2 separate regions of the Homo sapiens genome follow, and region 2 is linked to region 1. Evidence: chromatin loops called from intact Hi-C (ENCODE). Cell type or tissue: gastrocnemius medialis. All regions are shown on one strand. Links, peaks and the distances in the headings refer to the core of each region. The heading gives the core; the rest is flanking DNA.

The links. A loop is a pair of places that touch in the nucleus more often than their neighbours do. Peaks named below come from ENCODE experiments on the same cell type or tissue, not always from the same donor. Only the 100,000 strongest peaks of a DNase experiment are listed, where the experiment ranks them.
Region 2: a loop joins it to region 1, with 2.5 times the contacts of the local background. A loop is called at or near these places in 17 of 110 quality-filtered maps.

The regions. Positions count from the first base shown.
Region 1 is chr9:88,745,761-88,751,140 of GRCh38, reverse strand. MIR4289 (microRNA 4289) reads left to right here and starts at 5,236; the gene lies at 5,236-5,305. RefSeq lists a silencer at 3,133-3,427 and an enhancer at 3,324-4,012. In gastrocnemius medialis, for the core only: no CTCF peak of the experiment used is centred there; DNase peaks (open chromatin) are centred at 2,400 and 3,160; H3K27ac peaks cover 1,902 bases.
Region 2 is chr9:88,982,882-88,988,261 of GRCh38, reverse strand. No RefSeq gene overlaps it. Among named protein-coding and RNA genes, the nearest start is that of S1PR3, 5.9 kb to the left of the region's middle. In gastrocnemius medialis, for the core only: no CTCF peak of the experiment used is centred there; no DNase peak of the experiment used is centred there.

The DNA of each region.
Region 1 (5,380 bases), core at 212-5,211:
TATTTTTTAGAAAACATTCTCCCAGCAAAAAATGGCCCTGTGCTCCCCTGTTCTCTGTTCTTCGTGTTTCTCACCCAGCATATGTTCAGGTTGTCATGGTAACCCTGCAGTATCTTTCAGAGGAGTGAGCAGAAGTTGAGTTCAACATGGAGGATTGGTCCATTTGAGTGCAACCTACTGAAATCAATGTGACCTTGGCCTTTTTCATCAACTTAGGCAAGACACATTTCGTTTTTAAATTTTCAAATAAAATCAGGGGTACCTTGGTGGAAGAATAATAGCTGAGAATGCTCTGGATAGGGATAGTGAATGTTTGCTGCCACATTTCCATCCTGGGATTGCTCTGGTTATCTTCTGCTGCATAACAAGCCACCCCAAAAACTCATAGTTTATGATAATGGCAATATTTTTTTCACCACAAATTTGTAACATTGACCGGGACTTGGCAGGAGCAATTTCCCACTGCTTCACACACTTCTGTCTGGGGAAGCTTGATGACTGCTGATGGGATCACCAGTAGGCTAGCTCAGGTGCCTGGTGGGGGACGCTGACTGTCTGCTGGGACCTCAGCTGGGCTCTTGTTCTGGGCACCCATGTGTTGCCGACTACCTCGTATGCTGTGCGCTTCTTCACACAGTGGTGGCTGGGTTCCAAGTGTGAGTGCTCAAAAGTCACATTCTGTCTGTCAGAAGCAAGCCAAACCATATCTAAAAGTTAGATTTCCCCCTTTCAATGAAAGTAGTGCAAAAGGATTTGTGAACGTGCTTCAAAATGACCATGATGCCCATGTCAGATATTGCTAATTAATGATTGAGCCTGGACTCCACTTCAGAATCCTTCCCAACAGTGTTCCCAGTCATCCACTGGCCATTGCTGGAGCTGGCCCTGAAGTTAACGCCCATCTAACACCCTTGTTCTAGGCTAATGGCCCAAGACAGCACAGGACCAGTGCTCTCAGAAACCAAGTTCCTACAAGTCCATAATAAAACCAGATAAATATAAACAGTGTAATAAATTTTTCATAAAGACAACTTTATCCTATTTAAAGATTGTCCATTGTTCTGAGATTATGTACTTCTTACACTTTTGGAGTGTTCAGCTGCCGTTTCTCTTATGAATTGAGGAGATGATAAGGAGCAGTTGTGTTGTTTGAATCTCCTTTTAAAATATTGGTGATCCATGCAATCCAAAAGTCACAATCCCCTGCCCTGGGCCATTTGTTGGTGGTTGAAACTTCACTGTCATAAGCAGTGGAGTGCCACATGGTGCAGACACAAAACTTTGCACATCTCCTCCATGAGTTCACCTCTGAAGGCCCACATGCCACTCTAGAATCACTGCATCTTTTCCCTGCTTGAGTCTCTGGATTGAGCTCGAGTTTTGCTTTTTTTCTCTCTCTCTTTTCTACTTTCTGCCTGGCCATTCTGTAAGCTGCACACTCTTGCTAAGCAATGTGTGTGTGCTCCTGGTGTCATCAGAAGCCCAGTCCTGTGGCAAACACTATCCAGAACTCAGAGCTACACATACCCCTGGGAAATTCCCATGGGCTTGTCAACTCAACAGTGGGGAAACAGGGCCTCGGGACAACCAAGAATCCTGGCCTTTGAGTCAGAGTTGGTCAACATGACTTGGGGAAGATATTAAATGTGGGAACCAAACCAAAATGACATAAGTGGTCTAGCAGTATCTAGATACAAACAACACTGTCTGGGTTTGAAGGAGCCCCTGTGCCCATTGTCTCCTCCCTTGTTAATCAGAGAAATAATTGCCCACTTTACTCCCAGAGATGGGGTCCAAGTTAATGAGGAACTGTAGCAGCTACTTTTAATGCAAATTCTTGGAAACATTAGTAAAGTTGGAAAATATATGGGTCTTCCAGATTATGGAACATAGAAATAGGAAAAGGGAAAAAGGCAAAAGAAAGGAAGAGGAAGAAGGGAAATGAGAAGGTAGAAGACAGACATCCGTGGGGTTACAAGGTACCTTTTACCTAGGGCTGCAGTTTCACTTTAGGAGAAAACAAAAACTGGGCTTTCCTTTGAATGATGTTAAGGAAGTTACCAGCATGGTCCCTCTGTCTCCTCCAGGGAGCAGGGCCTGGCCGAGTCTCATTATACTGCAGATCACTGGTCTTGAGCCCAAGGCTTTACAAGAGAAGCACAAACCCCAACAATTACAAGGGACATTGCTTTCCCATCCTGGTCCCTCCCTACACAACAAGAAGAAAAACAAAACAAGCCCAGATCCTGTAAGCAGGACCCAAAGAAAACATTGTGATGATGGGCTTTCTTCAAGTAAGTGAGCTGACACAAAAGGAAAGGCAGAAAGCTCTTTCCGGCTCTCAGATTTCAAACCACCAGGGAATGTGTGCTGTTCCAGGGCCTCTGAGAAGCCAAAGGCTGGGTTGCACAATCAGCCCTGCTGCCCCAGGCCAAGCATGCTGGACACTGGTCAGTCAGGTGCCTCTCACCTGGACGGTCCAGCCTCCCTCTTTGCCTTCAGCTTCCTCTGGCCACAGGAAGGGCTCAGTGTCAAGGGCAACTTCTTCCTGCTTCGATTCTCAGGAACAGCCATCTGGTATTTGTCCTTCTTGTCTGGCGTCTTTCACTTAGCACACTGTCCTCTGAATTCACCCCTGTTGTCACAAACGGCAGGATGTCCTTCTTTTTTAAGGCTGAATACTACTCCATAGTACAGACATATGCACCAGACTCTAATGAAGTTGACCTCTTAGAAGCAGAAAGTAGAAGGGCAGTTACCAGGGGCTGGGGAGTAGGAAAAAACTGTGTGGATTTTGGTCAAAGGGTACAAATTTCCAGTGATAAGATACTTAAGTTCTGAGGATCCATGAACTGCATGGTAACTATAGTTAATAATACTGTACTGTATGTTGAAAATGTGCTAAGAGAGTAGAACTGAAGTGTCCTCACACACACAAAAATAATGGTAACCATGTGAGGCAGTGGAAGTGCTGATTAGCTTCATCTTGGCCGTCACTTCATGATATGCACATGCATCAAATCATCACATTGTACAATTAACTGTATACAAGCTTTATTTGTCAATTACATCTCAATAAAGCCAGGGGGTGGAGTCGGGAGGGAGGAACTTCTGTCTTGCTCTAGGTTTATGCAGTATCTTGTAAAGACAGCATGAGTCATCATCACTATCTGGCCCAGCCAAGTACTCTGGGGCCCTTTGTGCTGCAAATCGGTTCACACACACCAACCAGTGTCTTCTCATGATGCACAGCTGGAAGTAATTTCTTTTTAAGCTTTAAAAAAATTCAAGACACAGCTTATCCTTGGTGTCCACCCGCAGGTAGTCAGGCCCTGAGAACATGTCACCTGTGGGCAAACGCTAACTTTCCCAAGACCAGGATTAAGTGTTGAGTGGGAGGTGAGGCCTTTGTCCTGCCCCTCTCTCCCTGTGTGGACCGACTGACCAACCCGCCAAAACACTTTGAGAGCCACTAGACATAGTAGCTTACTTCTTCTCATGCAGATATTCCTTGGAGGAGCCTGGTGTATTTATTTTAAGAGTTGCTTTCAGAAACAGAGGACCTCTCTTCTGTTTCACAAAATACATGTCACAGAGAAGAACAAACCCACCCATGGCCAGCCTCTGGCTGTGTAATTGCTACTCTGCACAATAGGAAATGAGTGGCCACGGCACAGGTAGCCCATTTGGGAGTCGCCTAGAGCCCTGTCCCTACAAAGAAATTATAACGTAGCAAAAAACCAGAGGCTCCCTTCCTTGAATATCCAGGCTTAGGCCTAGAGCACGGAAACAAGACCAGTGTAATTACCTCGCATGCATAATCACTGCTGAGACCTGAGAACAGAGGCCGGGCCCTGCCTGGCCTTCGGCTGTCTGGCCATAAGCAAGCAGCCACTGAAACCAGGCAGCTGGGGTGCAGGGTGTTTGTGTGTGTGAAATGGCTCTGCTGCCCCGAAGCAAGGAGCAGGGAGATGGCTTTTCCCTGTGTGGCTTACCTGGGTCAGAATCAACAAGCAGGAGCATAAAACAGAGATCAGACCCCAGGAGGAAATGACAGCCAGGCCCACTTTGTGTGCACGAGTGAGGGTAGGCATGGGGAAGATTCCTGTTTGCTTGTCCCTTTTAAAAAAGCAAAACCGGCACAAGACTGTGGTCAGGAGCTCAGTATACAGGAAGGGGCCGAAGTCTGACAGCCTTCCTCAGAGCCCCGGGTGGCCTGGGGAGGAAGGCATGCTGCCCTGAGACTGCTGTGCAGGGATCCCTGGAATTCTCCTCCAGCATTAGCTGTGGTAGAAGGGACTTTTCTATTTTGTGATTCAATCTTTTAGTTAGATTGCTTGGGGGACTTGATACTAGGAAAATTTTAATGGTTTTACCTAAACAAGGGATAACCTTGTTTTGGAAGCTTATGATATGGAGGAAAGAGTTAACTGTAAAATCGGCAGGCCTGGGGAAAACAAAACCAACCAAGCAGTAGCCAGGGTGGGTGCAGGGCTGTAGCCAGAGCTCCGGGCTGCCCCACGGCACTCCCACTGCGTCAGGGAAGCCTTTTCTGGCCTCCTAGTTAGGAGGCATCTCCTATTACACACTCTTGGAGCATTTTGTAATTCTTCTGAGAGTTTATTACCCTAGCCAATGAATAATTGTGGAATTACTCAATGTTGTCTCCCCCTCTGGAACATGATACAAATGTCAGCTCCATGCCTGACTTGTTTGTTGCGGGATTCCCTGCGCCTAGACTAGTGCTTTGCACATGCAAGGAGCTCATATTCATTGAATAACTGGATGGGAGGGTGGATGGGTGGGTGCATGGATAAGAATGAATGGTTGGATAGGTGGATGGACAGATTGAACAGACAGGCAGGTGGATGGATAGATGGATAGAAAGATGGATGAATATAGATGGAGATAGATGGGTAGATGGATGAATGGGCATGTGGGTAAATGATTGCAGAAATGCATAAATGAATGAGTAGATAGATGAATGGGTGGGTGAAGTGGATGGGTAGATGAATGGATGAGTGGATGGGTGGATGGGTGGATGGATGGATGGATGGAGCCCACAAGGTCATTAAAGCATTTTGTTCTCTAACTTCTGAACTGAACTCCACTGGTTGTCTATAATAAGAGCTTTTACAGAGGGAGGTTGAACACCCAAGCATGTTGGACATGAGTGACAGCAGCTAGCATGGTATCTCTGCCCTAGATGCACTGATGGCAGCAGAGAGCTCTGTCCCTTGGGAGGGCATTGTGCAGGGCTATCAGGCAGTTTCCTGGGCCCTGTCTGCAGAGCCTAAACAGATCACATCTGGCCAGTCTCAACAGGGCCTCCTTACCCTATAAACCATGCATGTATTTATGTAACACTTCAGGCCTGATG
Region 2 (5,380 bases), core at 246-5,245, 240 kb before region 1:
TCATGTGGCCCCAAACTTAAATATGATTTGAATAAATGTATTATATATCACAATTATGTAATATAACCTTACATGCTTTTTTAATTAAAAAAATGAAATATATTCACTTTCCCAACAATTTAGTGTCCACAGCCTGGTGAGCAGGTACAGTGTGGTTAAAGGACATGCAGTTTTAAGATTCAAACTCAAAGTGAGCCCTTTCTCCAGCAGAACGAGTGCACCGCAGGAGAGCAGAATTGTCTCAGAAGAGCTGAGTAAATGCACCTCCTTTCTCGGTCCCCTCTGCCCTCCCAGCATCTGCTTCCAGGATCCCAGGGTGCCTCCCCAAGTTTCTGGGTCTGAGTTAATCTGCACTATCTCTACTCTTAGCTCTGTTTAGCGTAAAGGCTGCAACAGACAGTCATTATCTGAGTAAATGTGCATGCATGATATTTTTTTGTTTGTCTGAGGCCTCTTCTCAGGAAAATGTGTGTTGGTCACAGTTTGCACACATGAGCTTGACACTTCAAGTCCTGAAGGTTTCCAGAGGAGGACTGCCCCCTGCAAGGTGGGGTCTAACAGATAGTTATGATGGTTAATTGTATGTGTGAACTTGACTGGGGCATGGGGTGCCCAGATATGTGGTCAAACATTATTCTGAATGTGTCTGTGAGGGGGTTTCTGGATGAGATTGACAAGTGAGTCAGTAGACTGAGGAGAGCAGATGGCCCTTCCTAGTGTGGGTGAGCCTCACCCAATTAGTTGAGGGCCTGAGTAGACTGTTATTGAAGACAAAAAGCCAACACTCTCCCTAGTTAGAGAGAAGTCTCTAACTAGGAGAATCCTCTTAGGACTGGAACTGGGACCTTGGACCTATAGACATTGGATGTGTCAGCTTCCATAATTGCATGGGCCAATTCCTTATAATAAAGCCTTTGTGTATGCTATAGGTATACCTCCTGTGGATTCCGTTTCTCTGGAGAGCCCTGACTGATGCAGTGGCCCCAGGGAAAGGGCAGAACCTCACAGATATGGCCACTGTGGCAGAAGGGAGCCCGGAGCTACAGTGGGGATAAGCGGCTTGTGGTCAGTCCATCTGCACCTTGCCAGATATCTCAGAGCCATTTCTTCTCTGTCAGCTTGCTCTACACAGAACTTGGGGGAAATCACTTTAAAATATTGACCCCGATGTGGATTTGTAGAATGAAACTTGGCTTTTTGTATAATAACTCTGTCTTGACCCAAATGAAGCCTTTGACTCACTGCCAGAGCTCTTTAGGGAGGCGTGTTCATTTGGTGACAGAGATGTCTTCCAATGCTGAATCTCAGCACTTCAATTGTGGCTCCACAGTGGTTACATCACTGTGTCCCATCATTAAGCCCTTAATGTGTTCCCACTTCCAACCTCATGGTCAGCCAGAAATCATCAGAAGCTTCAGGAATTGTTCCTTTTTTTTTTTTTTAAGACGGAGGCTTGCTCTGTTGCCCAGGCTGGAGTGCAATGGTGTAATCTCAGCTCACTGCAACCTCCGCCTCCTGGGTTCAAGCAATTCTCCTGCCTCAGCCTCCTGAGTAGCTGGGATTACAGGCGCCCACCACTGTGCCTGGCTAATTTTTGTATTTTTTAATAGAGACGGGGTTTCACCATGTTGATCAGGCTAGTCTTGAACTCCTGACCTCGGGTGATCTACCTGCCTCGGCTTCCCAAAGTTCTGGGATTACAAGCATGAGCCACCGGGAATTGTTCTTTGTACATTTCATATTTTGTAATGATGTTTGTAATATTCAGAAACATAAGTAGTTGTGTGTGTGTGTGTGTGGTGTGGTGTGTATGGTCCGTGTGTGTGCATGTCTCTGTGTGTGCATGTTTGCATGTTTGTGTTTACTGGAGAGGCAGAGAATGTGTCTGTCCCTCTGTGGAAGATGCAAACATGGCCTCTGAGGCCTCTTTTGGTCTCCTGCTTGGCTTTCTGCTTGCTCTGAGCTCTGCCTTCTCCTTTCTTTCCCTGGTTACATCTTGCCCAGGGAGAGTTCGTGTTACCCTCAGGTGCAAGTTACACAGCACATCTGAGTGGGAAACACACACCCACACCAGGTTCATGAACTTCTAGGGGCCTTAAGTCATTGTTGATGAAAAATATATTAGTACCCTTAATAACCAAAAGGCGAACTCAAACAACACAGCACTTTTCTGGGTGAAATATTTTCCCCTAATCCCTTCCCTTGGCTGGTAACAGAATGGGAATTCACCACCACCTTGGGCAAGTGATGACTTCCTTTCCTTTTTCAACCATTATATAGTAAGATGAAACTCTCAAACGACCTGAAAGTGAGATGAAAATCACCTCAAAAGAACCAGTATGATGAAACAAGTTTAAATTAAAAACAAAGAATATTTCAACAATCTGTCTTCAGCATATCCATGTGATGAAAGCAGGTGGCCCCATTGAGTGTGGGTGGGCCTCACCTAATCAGTTGAGGGTCTGAAAAGCCTTCACTCTATCCATCTGAATTGTGAGGACTCAAGTGCAGTTAGACATACGAAATGAAAGAATTATAATAAATGGGATAACAGGCAGGTTTAGCTCTTTTAAACATAGAAATAGTTGTAGAAAGGCCATATGGATATGGTGGGGACAGAGAAGGAATGCCCACTGAGCTTATTGGAGACCATGCTAGGGTTGCTTCATATACCCTTTTATGAAGCAGAGAGGTTGCTGTCATTGCAGCAATGAGTAAATAAAGGCTTGGAGAGGGGACCTCATTCAAGTCTACACAACCCATAAGGAGGAGAGCCATTGATTCTTATAGAACCACACCCTGTCTCCTCTCTCCATTCTGTTCCCAACCTCTTGCCAGTGATATTGATGGTAAACATGCTGTTTAACCACAACGTGAAAGGCACAGGAGCAAATATCCAAATTATTGCAGCAAACAGCTGGCGGGAGACATTTGCTCAGAGATGCCCTATCACTATGAATTGAGCATTGTTATCTACAGTGCATTCTCGGAGAACATACATCAAACTCAGAGTTTGCTACCTGAAGCATCACTTTAGGATCTGGAAAAAAATTAACAAATTATTCTGGCATGAGGAATCGGACTTACACTGGGCAGGATGTAGGGTTTTCAGATGCAGTGGGAGCAGACAGGGAAATAAGAACTCAGCTGGCAGAGGTGATGAGGGTCTAATATGTTCTTGCACATGTGTTTTTGTTAAGAGCCTGTACATTCTGAGAGCCAGGAGAAAGGTTAGAAGACACACTGCTGGGGGAGGCACTCTTGATTCCCTCTCTACTGTTTTGACTGAGGCTTACTGGAGACTCATAGTGAAGCCTGCATCTGAATTCCACAAACGGGCAGTGCCATCTTTAGCAGTCTTGATGCTCTGAGTCAAATTAGTCCAAAAAACTTTCTTGTCTTTGTGGATACCACACCTAGGGGGTGTGGTGGGGGCTGGCTTGCTGGAGGAGTGCTCTTCACTTACAAACTGTTTATACACACTGTAAACTGTAAGTCAACAAAAGTGCCCAGTTGTGTTTGAATCGTTCATTCAATGGCATGCAGTGGATGGGGTGGTTATGCACAAACCTGTTTGCATTCTGCATAGACTGGTTCGGCGTATTCCTCCCCTGCCCCTGGCTCTTTGAACAAGTGTCGACAATGTTGTGGAATAACTTTTCTTCTTCTTGGCTACCAAAAGGTTTACTTTATGGTAGGAATGGAGAGAGAGGGTGGAAATGAATATAAAGGGTAATTGCCAATTTCCTTATTCTTCTGACATCAAAGCCAGTGGATTTTAAGCAGAGAGGACTGAAGGAGTTTTGATGGGGCAATAAGGGCAAATGCCAGCCAGTACTGCTGATCTAGTGCTTATGCCATGCTGGGCACTGTTCAGAGAGCTCTATACACAGAGACAAACTTACTCCTCATAGCAACCCTGTGAGACCAATACCAATATCATCCCATTGTTCGATGAGAAAACCAAGGTACAGAGAAACTTTGTACATTTGCTCAGAGTCACATGGCTGGTAGGTGGCAGAGCTCTGAATTGACCCTGGATACTGTAAAGATGGCTGGGGTGCCTTGTCCAGGTGAAGTTTGTTGATGCATTTTAACCCTTTGGAGGTTGCAACTCCTGAAAGACACTGGGCTGACTTTTTTTGTGGATGACCACCACCCAGGGTGCCTGCAGAGAGCCAGGGGGTCTGGCTGGAGCCCAAGGACAGAGTGGGGAGGACAGATGCCATCACAGACCCTCAGTCTTGCCACTCCCCACATCTACTCTCAAATCTGGAGTACCATGGGCTGGTTTGGGTGAGACTGGATGGAGCCCACCCAGATTCCTTTTGGACAGCCCCAGCTGCAGACCTTGAGGACAGCCATTACAGGCTGGATGCTGCCGTGGGAAGAGCAGTGTGGGGGTGGGGAGAGGGGAGAGGGCTTGCTTCTTGTCTTGCTTTCACCATAACTCTTGGTTAATAAAGAAACTATTTAACCTTTGGGTTTGTCCTTATCTGAAAATGGTACACTCTAGCGATCAGTACAATGTTAAATATTGGGGCATTTAAAAGAATAGTAGGATTCTACAACTTTACACAATATACACATGAGTGAAAAGTTTTTTTTCCATATTAGTTGAATTGAAACCATGCAAAACCTTACCTCTTAATTAAAAAAAAAAACTAAATCTGAGGTTTAAGAGAGAACATGTCTCCATAATCTAAGCTCTCACCTCAAGAAACTAGAAAAAGCTAGCAAAATGGATGTCAAGCAAGCAGGGAAGGACACAAGAAAGATAAAAGCAGAAATTAAATTAAAACAGAAAAAAATCAACGAAACAAAAGGTACATCTTTGAAAAGATCAATAAATTGGCACATTCTAGCAAGACTGACAAAAAAAGAGAGAGAGAGAAGGCAGAGATTACCAATATAAGGAGTGAACAGAGGCTATCGCTACACACCCCACAGACATCAGAAGGATACTAAAGGAATACAGTAAACAATTCAACACACATACATTTTATGACGTAGATGAAATGAACCAATTCATTGAAAAGCACAGCTACCACAGTTCTCGCAATATGAAATAAGCAATTTGAATAGCCCTATTAACTATTAAGAAAATAGAATTTATAAACTCTCATAAAAGAAACTCAAGGCCCAAATTGTGTCACTAAAAAAGGCTACCAAACATATAAAAAATTTCATAACCATTCTACACAATCTCATCCAGAAAACAGAATAAGTAGAGATGCTTCCTAACTCATTTTATGAGGTAAGTAGGATACTTACTCCAAAACCAAAGACAGTACCAAAACATGATACAGACCAGTATTCCTCAAAAATATAGACACAAACATTCTTAAGAAAATACAGCAAATATAATTCTACAATATAC